Regions from separate parts of the Homo sapiens genome. Here region 1 is linked to region 2. Evidence: read pairs that join two places in POLR2A ChIA-PET (ENCODE). Cell type or tissue: OCI-LY7. All regions are shown on one strand. Region 1 overlaps LTBP1 (latent transforming growth factor beta binding protein 1). Region 2 overlaps LTBP1 (latent transforming growth factor beta binding protein 1).

Region 1 (8,000 bases), 130 kb after region 2:
CTAACTAAAGAAAAACTGGATGTAAAAACTGCATGTGCAGCAATCTTTGACTGTATATACATTCTTCAAATCCGAGCTATCCCAATGTTTAGAGGGTTCCTGCCTTGCTTGAGAGGTTTCTCTAAATTGCTAAGCGTTGAGGTTGGCCTTTAAATTCCCACATAAAGGGTCATAAATATTGCCCAGGACTGAGTTCCTTCCAGATCAGTTTCTCAAACTGTGGGCCACCTCCATCAGCATGATTTGGGATGCTTGTTAAAAACCCCAAAGATTTTGATTCAATTTGTTGAATTTAACAACTTTCAACATTTTAACAAACCCTTCCAGTGGTCCCGCTGGACATTCATGTGTAAGAAACACCAACCTAGAATCTCTTTAAAAGAGCCCCAGTAAAAATGGCCAGAGGCATCACCAAAATTACCTGTGGCCAATTCCTCATCTCTCCTAACACCCCCTGGAGCAGCCAGAGCTGCTGCAGTAGAAAAGTAACCAAATTAGATCCACAGTCACAGATTGTGTGGCAGGGGCCCAGTCAAAGCCCCGCCCACCCATCCTTGGGTCAGCTGCTAGGGTTCCCAAGTGCCCCAGGAATGAGCCAACTCTGAATAGCCCATCTCTCCAACCTATGTGCAAGGCATCTGCAGGCTTACATCATGAATTGAATTGTACTCCCCCTAGAAAAAAAAAAACAAAGTGTTGAAGTCCTAACCCCAAGTACCTCAGAATGTGACCACTGTTGGAGATAGGTTCTTTACAGAGGTAATCAAGGTAAAATGGGATCATTGGTGGGGGGGGGCGGGGAGTGGAGGCCCTAATACAGTATGACTGATGTCCTTATAAAAAGGGGAAATTTGGACACAGAGACAGACACACACACAAGACAATGTATAAAGACACAGGGAAGAGACGGCCATCTACAGGCCAAGGAGAGAGGCCTAGAACTGCCTTCAGAAGGAAGTAACGCTATCAACACCTTGACATTGGACTTCTGGACTGCAGAACTGTGAGACAATACATTTCTATCGTTCTAAGTCACCCAGCTTGTGGAACTTGTTACAGAAGCCCGAGAAAACTCACATAGCTTGGAAAATCATGATGTGAAGTTAGGCAGTGGAAGCCAATCCAGATAACTGAGGACTGTCAGGACAGTTTTCAGACCAAGACCTCAAGAAAGAATGTCACAGCACTGGATGTCCAGGAAGCCCAGGGCAGTAGGAAGAGCCACAAGATCTGCAGTGGCATCTGAGCACTGCCCCACTGTCTGGAATAGGGTTAATAAAGCATCCCTGCCTCAATGACACTACAGGGTGTGAAGATCAAGAAAATGCTCTCTGTAAGCTCCACAGCACCACACAAGTTACCCCCACCCCATCGGCAGCTCCTCTCTGCTGGACCTGATTTTGGTCCGTATTAAAAGGGTGGTGACATAGCCCTCACACTCCAAGTCGCCTCTGTTCATTGCTAGGAAGGACTGGGAAGCAAAATCTGCACTTTAGGAAAATTTAATTTGAGCTCTCGAACATGTTTGAGTACGTCTGAAATATCCAAGACAACAAATAACAGGGTCAGAAACAGCAAAACCCTGTGGTTGTCAAAGGTCTTTTCAACAAGTCAGGCTTCCTAAGGGCCCAGGGTTCACTGGGCAGCAAAAACTTCGATAAAGCAGAGCAGGCAGGGGGCGGGCGGCATCCTCAGCAGGCCCATGGGCCGGAGGAGGGCTTCATCATGAAGGTTTAAGCACTATTACAGTGTTATGGTTCCTAAATGTGGATTTTAACTAGTCTCGAGAACACATATTTGACCTAGTGTGAACTTGACCTCTGGGTTCCTCTCTCTTCACCGAGGTTGTCTGTGTCACATGACAAGATTCTCCAGCTGACCCTCCCACATGGGGGCCGGGGTGGCCCTCCTAGCAGTTGTCATGGTAAACCTCACTGCAGATCTATTGGCAAAGCAGCTGCCAATGGCCATAGCAGGCATACAAAAAAATATATAATCACTCTGGGCTCGACTCCCAAGTTTGGCAAGCACGATGCCAAGCCAAGAGGGATGGGGGACAGCCTGAGACCGTTCTCTAGGTCACCTGAACTCCAGCCACATCACACCCTCCTGGATGATGCCATCCACCACTGCATCTCTGAGCACCAAGGGTGCATGTGACTCTGTCTCCTTTGCATATAATTTAAGGAAAATGTCTAGAGTTGGGTTTTTTCCCCAAAAGTAGCATGGGCTGAATGCCAATGGAAAAGCAATGGAATATCGATTTTCTGTTTCTTTCTAAGGAGAGAACAAGTCATTTGATGTGCCACGAGTTAAGTGAGTAAAAACAGACCTGCACTCCCTACAGCTGGCTGTGTTTCTCCTCTATTCATAGAACCTGGCACATGGTAAAAGCTAAACAGTAAATGAAAGAACCATCCATGCGTGTATGGAAGGCCTGCAATGTGCCAGGCACCCGCTTTGGATTCGTATCTGCCATCATCTCTCTTCCCTCTACCCCATAACCCTGCCAGCCCAGCCTCACTCTCCTCTCTTTCATTCTTTTGTATTGCCTATTCCCGTGTCCAGTCTTCTCATTAAAGCTGAGCCTACCGGCAATGTCTCTGTCTGGCCTGCACTTACCCTGAGACGGGGGCAAAAAGACTGGCAGAACCAATGCAGGGCATGGGGGGAGGTTCAGTTTGGGCGCAGAAAAAAAAAACTACAAAAATGATAGGAGGCAAAAATGTTACACATCAGGGGTTTAATGCCCCACTTGGAAGACAAAGTCCCTAACCCACAAAACATTCCTTTAAGTGTTAATTCCTTGGAAAGAGCACAAATGTGGTCCATCTCTCCATCTCTTTTGTCCAAAACAGGTAAGGCTATCAAGAGTCATCCAATATTAACTAAAATGACACATCCCACACGATAATTTCGATTCCTAGGGATCCACATACAAATGGTGTCTGGAAAAGGAACATTAACATGCAACCAGGCATCTCTACATTGTGACTGGGCAGCTACAGCCTAGAGGACCACTTTGGTGAGTGCACATATCCATTCTTTGCCCTTGTGTGAGTCTGCCGCTTGCTTGTTCACATCTCTCTGATTTGCAATTTAAGGTTCACTAAATCTTTAGTCTTCAGAAGCATTTGATCATGGTCCATTTAAATTAGGTTTCAATCAACTAAAAACAATCCAGGCTTTCTCAAAGGGATACCTTATTTTCTTCACTGGATTAGGCAAATACTGAACAACATGAACACTTCCAACCTCTTACACAGAAATTTTTTTCGCATCAATTGCACATGACCTATATAAACTCAAATTCTTCATTATCTTCAACATGTAATGACAATTAGAAGACATCCTGGGTTATACATTTAAATGTCCATGCATATTTTATGATGACTATTATAAGGGGGAACTTCATGTGGGCGTATCATTGGTTTTTGTATTCTTATGTGTAATAAACCATACCCAAGTGTAATTGTTCAATCTCCGCATAATAAGGAAGTGAGAGGAGGAAACCACAAACAGAAGAAAACCAAATCATCGACAAAGGAGATAGAATTTACTTGGCTTGATCCAATACTAATCTCTAATATTAATCTTTCTGGTTTCACCAAGGCTTTCATACCCATTTTTTTTCATCTTAATACCTGCAACCATCCTATAAAGAAGGCAAGATTTTAGCACAGTCATTTCTGAGTGGGAAAATACAGGCCAGACAGGTCAAGTGAACTCCCTGAGGCCACACAGCTAGTGAGGGCTGCAGCATTTGAATTTAGGTCTTCTGACCCCAAAGCCGGGGGTCTTTCCTGGCATCACACTACTCAGCCATGGACACAAGGTTTATAGCATCAGCAGGAGCCCCAGTGGTCCCATCTGAAGGTAGAAGGCTCTCTCAGCTCCCTGGATCTCCCAGACACATGCAAAGTAAGTCCCCTCTTTTAAATATCCACCTCAGAGATACATTATTTTGGATCGCACGCTGACCTACCCCAGCATGCCTTTTAAAAACATAATTATTTCTGAAGAGAGCTGTGAATTAAGTTTCTAGCATTTGTACCTAAATTCATTTGTTAAACTGGGAAGTACAGGAAGGTTAATCTTCTGAATGCTGAAAACCACAGAAAAGGAAAGTGATGTCACATTGCTTAGATGCTGGTACTGTCCAAGGGCTACCTCTTAGAAGCCAGCAGGAAAACTTAAGCCAAATGCTGGAAGCATTGGTTGTAGGTACCGTAAGATTAAACCAACATAGCAACTTCCTCTAGAGCCCTGTAAGTAACTTCAACACTGATTTTTCTGACCAGCAGTCTTCTGTGATCTCTCTCTGGATTACCAGGGGGCAAACCCAGCTAAACCTAGGCACCCACTTCTTTGCCTCTCTTGCCTGCAGAAGCAGGAAGCCATGAAGAGATTCCCCAAGATTTGGAACATCTTGGGATCTTCTAGAACATCTTTGGATCCCCGAATTCCCCAAGCAACCTGAAAATGGGGGCCTATCCTCTTTTCAGAGACAGCACTCAATTGCATCATTTGCCAAGCAAACTTATTAAAGCCTTTGAGCATTCTCTCCAACAGGCATCAAGGAGCTTCTGCCTATCTGTAAAATCCTGCTCTGAATTCTTTTCTTTTCTTGAGATGGAGTCTCTCTGCATCGCCCAGCACAATCTCTGCTCACTGCAATCTCCCCTACCCAGGTACAGGCAATTCTCTTGACTCAGACTCCTGAGTAGCCAGGATTACAATTACAGGCATGCACCACCATGTCTGGGTAATTTTTTTTTTTTTTTTTTTTTGAGACAGAGTCATTGTCACCCAGGCTGGAGTGCAGTGGAGCGATCTCGGCTCACTGCAACCTTCACCTCCTGGGTTCAAGCAATTCTCCTGCCTTAGCCTCCCCAGTAGCTGGGATTACAGGCACACAACACCACACCTGGCTAATTTTTTTGTATTTTTAGTAGAGATGGGGTTTTGCCATGCTGCCCAGGCTGGTCTCGAACTCCTGGCCTCAAGTGATCCACCCACCTTGGCCTCCCAAAGTGCTGGGATTACAGGCATGAGTCACCGCACCAGGCCCTATTCCGTATTTTTAACCTTTACTCAGCAATATCCCATTGCAGTGGTGCTGTTAACAGACGAGTTATCTCCATGTTACAGGCAAACCATATCATAGCAGGTTTTGGACAGAATGAGTTACTGAGGGGAGAGGGGACATGTCATTTGGCCTGAGCAATGCTAAATTCTAAACAAATGCTAACACATTTCTGACAAGTATAATTTAAGAAGTTACAAAATGAAAAATTATGACTTAATCTAAAATGCCTAGAACCCTGAGCATTTCTGATCTAGTGGTTTGAGTTCAATAGTCAGAAGACTGTTCATGTCTGCAATTACTGCTTGATCATAACACATCATAAAACCTGTGGACATTTCCCTTTTTACAAAAGTAAGGCCATTATGCCAAAACCCTTCTGTTTCCTTCAGGATTGAAGACATTTTCAACAAACAAGGTCACCAGATTGACTGTATCCAAAATTTTTAAAATTCATCCACCTGTATTTTAAAATCCAAGCAGCAGAAATTTTGGACAATTCCAATCCACATGGGAATGCCTCAATCTCTATGCAAAGAACAACTAAGAATGCTTCACTTTTTCTGAGGGGGAAGGTAAGGCTCCTTTATGTCCAATGAGCACCCGATAGCATCAATTCGTCAAGAAGAACCTCAAAATACATTTTAATCTGATCTTTAATTTCACAATGCATAGGAGAAAAATTTTCCAGTGTTCTGAAATCTGTATGCATCATTAACACATTTTTTAAAAAACACTGCTGGGCATGCATGTGAACTGCAGAAGCACTGCAGAGAACCCCATCCATCAGTTCTGAAGAGCAGCAGAGAAGTGCATTCTAGAAAACCATCAGGCCTCAAGGATGAAGGATTCTGGTTGCTGTTTTCAGGAAGCTATAAAAACTTTGATGTTGTACTCCAGAACAGGGCCCTCTACTCCCCAAGCCCCTCCTGCCATCACCGTAAAGAATGTCTTTCATTTGTTGGTATCATGTTCAAATTAATTACATTGGTTCTGCCATATGGCATATCCTCAAATGGAAATTTTTTTCCTAGCTCCTGATTCACAGATGTGCCAGAATGATGAATATCTCTGTTGAGTTCAGAGAAGTCTTGGATGCACAGCACGGTTCTGTACAATGTATTGCTGCTGGCATTGATACTAACATTACCCTGACCCAGCCCTTCCTAGGTGGTAATGAAGCCTGGGTGGATTGTATTTCAGACTTCAACTTCCCCCGAGCCCTTTCAAGTGGCCCTTGTGAGATGCCCCCATGTGGACACCTCCCCCCACTTTGCCTACTGTGCAGGGCCACTGTGAACATGGCAACTTACGTTTGGTGCACCTCTGGGAGCCAGGGGCCTTACTCCAGCCATGACAGCACCGCCCTCCACAGACATTGACCCTGAAACAAAGCAAGATCGCTGAGTCCAGCAGCAGAAAGACCCCCTTCCCAAGAACCCAAGCTTCCAGCATGTTCCAGAAAGGCCAGCCTCCAGCTTCTGCAACCCTCTGGATGAGAGAGAGTCCTAACAGGTACCCTGGATGCCCAACCCAAAGCTGCCCAAGCAGAGGGGCAAGGCCCATACATATATCAGGGAATGCTGGGAGAACCAAAAAGCCTGCATAAACCTAGGGCTATACAGGAAGGGAGAACAGGGCCCAACAAATGGTTTTCTTACCCCCAAATTACAGTAGAGCCAAATTTATTTTTTCTATTATCTGGGCCAACATTTTAAATTGGAAATGAGTTTCAGAGAGAACTGTCCAAAAAGGAGTGAGGGCACATGGCCTGGAATCACCCCTGAAAAAAACATGCCAACTAAGCAAAACAAGTTTTCCCCTACACCCCAACCTGAGATGAATTCCCACAACGGGAAGGCACTATGAGCGCCCAGTAACAGAAACATTCCAACCAAAACTTTTATCAATACCAAGACACCCCACCCCAGGAAAGCAGACCCCACAGGTGCAGCGAAGTCCAAGCCCATGATTTCTCTGATGCTGCAAAGTTCCAGGCCACAGAACAGGAGCTGGATCTTTACGGCTAGCCCGCCCTCGAAACATTTTTTTCATTAGCTAGACCAAAATTAAAACTCAGTTGCAGAGTTTAATTGATGCTGAGGGATTAAACTGTAGTGACCTCAAGTTTACGCCCATCTTCTAGAAGCAGTTGGGTTTGCGCGCAGAAGGTTACGCCCCAGGCAGAAATGCCTTTTGTGTTTACCCGCAGCTCGGTAACAATGCACTCGGAGTTTCACGTCAGTAAAAGTTCCTGGGCTTCCCCGCACTCCCCTCTTCCCGCGGCGCCCAGAGCAGGCGGAGGCGGGAGGAGAAAGCCGACCCACCGCGCGCGACCGCCCTGGCCACCGCGGGGCTCCGAGTGGCCCTGACCCCGCAGGTCCCTCCGCGGGCGGTGCGCGCGAGGCGGGCGGGCGGGCGGAAGGGGGTGTGGGCTTACCCCTGCAGCTGCTGCTTCTGGTGAACCTGCAGCCTAGAGCCTCCGCCGCTCTGGGTCTCCTGCGGCACCTTGGAGCGCACAACTTGCCTGCCTTGTTTGGTGAACGGGGCGGCTGCCGGGTGGCCGCCGGGATTGGGGTGGAGCTGCCCGCCGGGGACCGCGGGACGCGCAGGCTCCGGCGGCGGCGGCGGCGGCGGTCTGAGCCCCTGCAGGGCCGCGCCGCCCGGCTTGCTCGTGCGCCGGGTCCTCTCCGAGGGGACCCCGGGGGAGGCACGGCTGGGGGCGCCGGCAGCCGCCGAGCTGCGGCTGTACCTGGCGTTGAGCGCGACGTTGAATGTCCGCGAACGCGGGGGCCCGCTCAGGGGCAAGGCGCCGGCTGCCAGGCCGGGGCCCGGGTGCACCACGTAGGTGATCCTCCGCAGCCGGCCGTGCGCCGAGGACGCGAGGAGCCCTGCCCAGAGCAGGAGCCCCCAC
Region 2 (8,000 bases):
CAATTACTCTGACCCATCCTTCAATTCCTAGATCAAATACCACTTTACATATGTGTGTGTGCATGTGTGTATGCTCGTGTGTGTCCATACATGTGGGCACATGTGTGTATATGTATATCTGTGTATAGGTATTGATGGAGTTTAGGACAGGCTACCCCAAAATATGGCACCTTGACATTTAAAAAAACAGCAGAAGCAGGAAGGTCACTCTCACCTTCCCTGGCCCTTCTCCCCTGAAGCCGGTCCTAAAATCTTCATTCCAGAGGCATCCTCCCTATACCCAGAGGAAAGAAACATTCTGATCCTCAAAGACACTGAGACACCAAGAAGAACTGAACAAAGGGGCTTTGCTAAGTTCCCCCCAGTATATTACTATTAGATCATACCCCCTTTGTCCAATCATACTTCCACACAAAAGTTCACTCTTCATCTAATCTAAGCATAAAATATAGAGGTTTCCCTGTTTCTTTGGGTCTTCACTTCTGAAAGCTCCCATGTCAAATGAAACTTATATTAAATAAATCTATACGCTTTTCTCTTATTAACCTGTCTTTTATTATAGATGCCTCAGCCACGAACCTTGCAATGGGTAAGGAAAATACTCTTTCTCCTCTACCATATATGCATATATGTGTGTGTATATACGCATGATATATACTATACATTGATGTGTGTATTGAAAGTACATGAAGAAAGTGTATGTATGTGCAAGATTTATCCCAGAACAAAATCTTTAAGTGCATCCAGTATAACTTTTTCAGCTGAGATCCCAGTACACAGTGCCTCAGTAACTATTCAGGGAATAAATGGGAAAAATTAAATACATGAACAAATCAGTAAAGAAAAAAACTGCTTTCAAAGATTGCTATGTCAGTTATTTGAAATAGAACAGTCTTTCACAGAGACAGTGCTATCTATAAAATACAATATAATATACAATAATATGAATGCATACTTTTTTAAAGATTTGACAAATAGAAATATTAGATTCTCTTTATCTTGAACACAGATATTATAAAAAGAAGAACATTAGACTTAAGTAGACAACAGACAAACAGATAAAGACATAGAAGATTTAAGCAGGACTCCAGGGCCTTTTCAAGGGCTTAAACAAATGGGGACATTGGTTCTAGTTTAAAACATGTGGTCTGGGATGGGCGTGGTGGCTCATGCCCGTAATCTCAGCACTTTGGGAAGCCAAGGCAGGCAGATCACTTGAGGTCAGGAGTTTGAGACCAGCCTGGCCAACATGGTGAAACCCCCATCTCAACTAAACATAGAAAAATTAGCCAGGCATGGTGGCACACACCTGTAAGCCCAGCTACTCAAGAGGCTGAGGCAGCAGAATCACTTGAACTCGGGAGGCAGAGGTTGCAGTGAGCCGAGATCATACCACTGCACTCCAGCCTGGGTGACAGAGGGGGACTCTGTCTCAAAAAAACAAAACAAAACAAAACAAAAAAGTGGTCTCTGCCTTCTTAACACAGTAATATCATTTACATTCTTTTCATTGCTGCTAGTCATAGTTAAAGTTTTTTAGTCTACATTTGGAACACAGAGAAAGAAAGAATAGCAAGTCAAAAGGAGTAAAGAAGCATATGGATTAAGAAGAACGTATGTACATATGAAAAGAAAAGGCAATCTGTTGGAAACTTAACTGTGTTGCAAGTGTGTAAACAGAAGAAAAACAGACAGGTTTCCTAAGAAGCCAGAAAGGAGGTGGGAGGCTGATGGCCCCAGGTGGCTCCATCAGTCCAGGACAGCCTTGTCACCTTTAGAGGGTGCAGGACCAGAACTGGGAGAAGTCTGCAGTGCCACAGAAAGCAGGGTGCAACTGGTTATTTAGAAAAATGGGTCCTTCACAGAAGGAAAAATGGGTCCTTCTATTACTACAAGTTTCAGAAGGTTCAGATCTTATCATATGGTAAAAATGGAAATGCCTGAATAACCACCACTAATCTCACACACACCCTTTCTATTAACATTGGATTTCCTAATATTAATTCTGTATTAATTCTCCAAATTGCCTAGCTCTTTAAGCTCTATGATCAGTTTGAATAAATGAATTGCTATATCCCATCTGCTGGTGTTGTTTTAGTGCAATACAGCTGGAAACATCCAGAAAGCTTCTTCCATCCCCATGTGTGTGTTCCCATTTCACTGTGATACTCTCCATCACAGCACGTACTGTCCTGTCCTGCGATTCTGCCTTATTCATTTGTTTTCTCCATTAGAATGTTTCATCCTTGAGGACTAAGACCTTCATTTATTCATCTTTGGATCTCCTGTGCCTGATGCAAAGTGTTTCATTAATATTGTTAAATAAACAGTATTACAACACTGGTCGGAATATATGAATGGCAATACAAAGAAAATAAAATTAACAGGATAAAAAGAAATATTACCATATTGGCCAACATGGTGAAACCCCGTCTCTACTAACAATACAAAAATTAGCTGGGCGTGGTGGTGTGCGCCTGTAATCCCAGCTACTCGGGAGGCTGAGGTAGGAGAATCGCTTGAAGCAGGGAGGCGGAGCTTGCAGTGAGCCGAGATCGTGCCACTGCACTCCAGCCTGGCAACAGAGCGAGACTCTGTCTCAAAAAAAAAAAAAAAGAAAAGAAAAGAAAAGAAAACAGAAGAGAAGAGAAGAAAAGAAAAATTATTCTATCCCAATAACACAGGAGGGCAAAGGTAATCACCTTATTGAGCTGACTATGTAATATAGACTCCAGCTTAGTGATATGCCACTCTTAAATTTCTACTTTTAAAGACAAATATACATTAAAGAATTTCATTAAAATTAACTCAAGCTTACCTGTGGTTAAACTGTGACTATAAAATCTGCCTGGATTATAAATACTCCTATTGTATGCTTCTTATTTGAATTAAACATAATCGTCCATATAAACAATGTTTACTGTTCCCCAAACTTTTTCCTGATAATTATTCCCACAATTATTCCTCTCACACAGTAAAAACACAGGTAATCAAGATAAGCTTGGCTTTAATATCAGTGGTTCTGGTCACATTATTAGCATTATTATTCACTCTTTTAACAGCACAGCTAATTTTAGGTAAGGTCTAACTGCTTCAAAATTCATAGTTGGTTGGCACTGTGGGCCTGTGCTAACTGGATACCTGCTTCACTAAAATTCTGTCAACTCCACCCTCCAGAATATTTATTTGTGAGGTCAGAGACACAGCCTTCCCATTTCCTTAAGAGAAAATACTGGTTGTGTTCCCAACACTTAACATCACTTAATAATATTGGCTCTGTGATTAACACCAAGTTCATGCTGTTACAACAGCAGTTATCACATTTCATGATTAATGAAGGGTCTCAACCGTCTCCAAAGGCATCAGTGACAAATAAATTGTCTCCAAAATTTATGCATCTAGATGTGACCTTCCTCCAGGCTGCAAGCAATTGCAACTGCATACTGGCCTCTCTTCCTGAATGAACATGCTGTAAGCCACTCAACCTCAAAATCTACAAGGGTGAGTTCACCCGCTTCACCACTTCCCCTCCTGTTCGGATCCTGCTTTCAGTGGACTGATACCCAAGCTGCCGACCTTTTGTTTGCCTAAACCTCAATGTTTACACCCACCAAGATGTTGCAAAAGTAATCTTGTTCAAAAGCGAACACAATTTTTGTTATTACAATTTCAACAGGATTTTTCTTTAACAATATAATGTTTGAGAGTTTTGGGCTTGGTTTGTAAATAAAAGTAAAAAACAACAATGCGTTTTGATACGGTTTGGATCTGTGTCCCCACCCAAATCTCACGTCGAATTATAATCCCCAATATTGGAGGTGGGGCCGGTTCGGGGGTGCCTGGATCATGGGGGTGGACTCTTCATAAATGATTTATCACCATCCCCTTGGTGCTGTCTTGTGACAGAGTTTTCACAAGATCTGGTTGTTTAAAAGTATGTGACACCTCACCCCCCTCTCTCTTCCTCCTGCTCTGGCCATGTGAAGATGCTTGCTCTGACTTTGCCTTCTGCCACGAGTAAAAGCTCCTGAGGCCTCCCCAGAAGCAGATGCTGCCGTGCTTCCTGTACAGCCTGCAGAACCCTGAGCCAATTAAATATCTTTTCTTTGTAAATTACCCAGTCTCTGGTATTTATTTATAGCAGGGCAAGAACGGACTTATACGCTTTTCCAAAAGCAAATCAGTAAATGGAGAAAGCTTTGTATCCCCCTTAGTAATTCCTTGGAATCCCAGTTATAGCTGGACTCAAGGAAATAATTTTAAAGCAGCAATACAACAACCTTCCCATTGATTAGCATAGCACTGCCCAGGTTGTCAGTGTGTGAAGCTTATATGGAACATTCTCCATAGCCGTGTGGCCCTCTTACACTATCACATCTGACAGTGTCCTCTTTTAGAATTCACGACTTGTCTTCCCTATAAAACAGCAATATCACCTCTCTAGCCCTAGAAGTATATCTCAACTGGCAGAGGAGGAGAGACGAAAATTCATCTTTCCTAACCACTTACAGTCAAAACACATATGAGAAATAAAAATAAAATTCTAAGCCCCTCGCCTCACTGAACAGATGCCCTCTTGGCCAAAGGAATGCCACAGAACTCTTGGAAGTTGAAGTCACAGCCATAAAAAGATGAGACATTAGGGTCTGGGCGCGGTGGCTCATGCCTGTAATCCCAGTACTTTGGGAGGCCGAGACGGGTGGATCACGAGGTCAAGAGATTGAGACCATCCTGGCCAACATGGTGAAACCCTGTCTCTACTAAAAATACAAAAACTAGCTCGGCGTGGTGGTGCGGGCCTGTAATCCCAGCTACTTGGGAGGCTGAGGTAGTAGAATCACTTGAACCCGGGAGGCAGAGGTTGCAGTGAGCTGAGATCACGCCACTGCACTCCAGCCTGGGTGACAAGAGTGAAACTCCATCTCAAAAAAAAAAAAGGATGGGAAATTAGGACATAATTCATGATACCCCCTCCCTCGCTAACAGTCATTAGGTTTTCTTCCCTAAGGGCTAAACAGAAACCAGCATTTCCAAAAGACTACTAGCTTGTCTTCCCAGGTACAGAACAAAGACAAGATGAGATTAATCCTTCCTTCACCTCTCCTTGAGACCTCTCCTTCCTCTCTTCTCTTCTTCTTCAAATGGTCACTTTCTCTCACATAAAATGTAGATCTAACTAAAGTCTCACAAGTACATAATCAATTGCCCCATTGCCATACCCTACCTTCTTTTTTAAGGAAAATGTATAAATACTAAACCTCCTATGAACCTCTTTGGAAAAAACCAGTCACAGATTCTTCCGTAAGTCACATTTTTCCCTGGTGAGCTCCCGATCCTGCTCAATAAACCTCAATGATTTGAGACTTATACCTCAATCACTCATTTTGGTTGTCACATACAACTCCAAACATACCTTAATATTCCTTTTTACTGTTGCACATGGGCAATAATAACTTCAACAGCTCAAAGAGGTTTAATTTATTACTAAGAAATCAGAAACTTTTGGTGTCTACTCTTGCATGCAAATAATAGCTGAACAACATATATCTCATAGCCTGAAAAGAGGACCTAATGCCTAGAAAAATAAAGAAGCACATTTATATTGATTAGGAAAAGAAACACCCTTAGAAGAATTTGCCTGCTAAAGCATTTCACTTACAAGTACCTGGAAGTGACTTTTATCAGAATAGCATCGTGTGCTAAAAAGTGTGGATTATATCACTTACTTAGAGTATTAAATTTAATAACCCCCATTGACAAAAACATAACACCCAGTAAAGTAGGTAAATTGGTAACAGGCAGTTGGGTAACTTCAAAATCAGATGTTGGTTCAAACACGCATAAGGCCATTTTAACGGTTCAATTTTACAGCCCATCATTCTTGCATCTTGCCAAGAAAGTGGGAAGGAATTTTTTACAAACATAATTCCAGCATAACTCTCATAGCTGAATAATATCAATTTCTTTGATAGGACCAACAAATAGATGGTTTTTGCAGCTATCTCAAGATATTTTAAATTACAATAGGAGTAACTTTATTGTATTTCAAAATTTGAAGTTTAAATATTGGAATGTCAAGTTAGTAATAAATCAAAATGTATACCTAAGGTTTACCTTTTAGAAAATGTTGCCCCCCAAAAAATATTTTTAAATCATGTATCAACTTTCAATTATCCACAGGTCACCGAAAACCTGCAATGTGAGGATCATACACAATATTTGAATCAAAGCTAATTTTTCCTTGACATCTTAAGTCATTGTGTATAAAGTTAGCCTCCTGAGGAGCTAGAATTACAGGTGTCTAAGAAAGGTTTTAGAGATGCTCAGCAGTTGGCTCTCTCCAGCCCCATCTATCTGTTATCTGAAATTTTACCACCACAACATCTTTTTTTTTTATCCATTTTTTGTTTTGTTTTGTTTTGTTTTTTGAGACGGAGTCTCACTTTGTCACCCAGGCTGGAGTGCAGTGGTGTGATCTCAGCTCACTGCAACCTCCGCCTCCCAGATTCAAATGATTCTCCTGCCTCAGCCTCCCAAGTAGCTGGGATTACAGGCAGGTGCCATCATGCCCATCTAACGTGCTTTTTTTTTTTTTTTTTTTTTTTTTTTGAGATGGAGTCTCGCTCTGTTGCCCAGGATGGAGTGCAGTGGTGCGATCTCGGCTGACTGCAACCTCCACCTCCTCGGTTCACGCCATTCTCCTGCCTCAGCCTCCCGACTAGCAGGGACTACAGGCGACTGCCACCATGCCTGGCTAATTTTTTGTATTTTTAGTAGAGACGGGGTTTCACCGTGTTAGCCAGGATGGTCTCGATCTCCTGACCTCATGATTTGCCTGCCTCGGCCTTCCCAAAGTGCTGGAATTACAGGCGTGAGCCACTGTGCCCAGCCCTAATTTTTGTATTTTTAGTAGAGACAGGGTTTTCGTTGGCGAGGCTGGTCTCGAACTCTTGACCTCAAGTGATCCACCCACCTTGGCCTCCCAAAGTGCTGGGGTTACAGGCATGAGCCACCATGCCCGGCCTTTTTTTGACCCTTCTTAAGGCAGGTATCACCAGCTCTTTCAGTATCTCTACCCTAGTACAGGGCCTAGAGAAAGTAACTGAGTCAGTTGAAACTGCTAGAGGAAGAAGTGAAAAAGGCCATGACAAGAGATGGGAGACTGATGAGAAGAAAATGGTGGCAAAATAATCATTGCTGCTGCATTTGGGCAGATCAGCCCCGGTTTGCAGCTACGTCTCTTTTCTATCAATTCTTAAATGTTAATGAAGTGCCAGCTTATATTTAGTTCAGGACAACATATACGTTAAATCTACTTTTTAGAATTCTGTGAAGCCAAATATAATCAACATCTCAATTATACAGTTTCGGACGATCTGCACTTCAACTTCAGACCATTAGCTCACAACAGAAATAAAATGTGCAGAATGCTACTACTTGGCCAACCAAAACTAATGGAAAAAGTGGCAAAATGACTTATACCTGTATATCACCTTACAATTTGCCAAGTAGTTTCACATCTCCTGCTTGAATACTGAACTCAGCAAAAATGGGAAACTCACAGTGGCTCACACCTGCAATCCCAGCACTTCGGGAGGCCGAGGCGGGTGGGTTACCTGAGGTCAGGAGTTTGAGACCAGCCTGGCCAACATGGTGAAACCCTGTCTCTACTAAAAATACAAAAATTAGCCGGGCATGGTGACAGGCACCTGTAATCCCAGCTACTCAGGAAGCTGAGGCACAAGAATTGCTTGAACCTGGGAGGCGGAGGTTACAGTTAGCTGAGATTGTGTCACTGCCCTCCAGGATAGGCAACAGAGCAAGATTCTGTCCAAAAAAAAAAGAAAGAAAGAAGAAAAACTGATGTTTCAGAGCAACTTTGGAGACTGAATAAAATTTAATTATTTCCAAACTTCAAAACCAGTTAAAAAGGGAAGAAGAAAGAAAAACTAAGAAAAATAAATGTATGATAGGTTTCTTCAAAAAGCGTTGCAGTTCTC

Evidence for each region. Peaks named below come from ENCODE experiments on the same cell type or tissue, not always from the same donor. Only the 100,000 strongest peaks of a DNase experiment are listed, where the experiment ranks them.
Region 1: POLR2A ChIA-PET joins it to region 2 with 5 read pairs; 2 of 35 experiments call an interaction of 5 or more read pairs at or near these places.

Annotation. Positions count from the first base shown.
Region 1 is chr2:32,947,345-32,955,344 of GRCh38, reverse strand. LTBP1 (latent transforming growth factor beta binding protein 1) reads right to left here. Exons shown (of 34, transcript NM_206943.4): 1 at 7,527-8,000; 2 at 6,400-6,470. Among named protein-coding and RNA genes, the nearest start is that of LTBP1, 4.4 kb to the right of the region's middle. RefSeq lists silencers at 7,579-7,628, 7,849-8,000. In OCI-LY7, a CTCF peak has its summit at 953 (motif pointing left); DNase peaks (open chromatin) are centred at 3,474, 5,884, 7,284, 7,574 and 1 weaker place; H3K4me3 peaks cover 5,101 bases; H3K27ac peaks cover 5,383 bases.
Region 2 is chr2:33,073,479-33,081,478 of GRCh38, reverse strand. All of the region lies in intron 3 of LTBP1 (latent transforming growth factor beta binding protein 1), which reads right to left. Among named protein-coding and RNA genes, the nearest start is that of LTBP1, 130 kb to the right of the region's middle. In OCI-LY7, a CTCF peak has its summit at 6,322; DNase peaks (open chromatin) are centred at 3,498, 3,988 and 6,313; H3K4me3 peaks cover 3,010 bases; H3K27ac peaks cover 7,020 bases.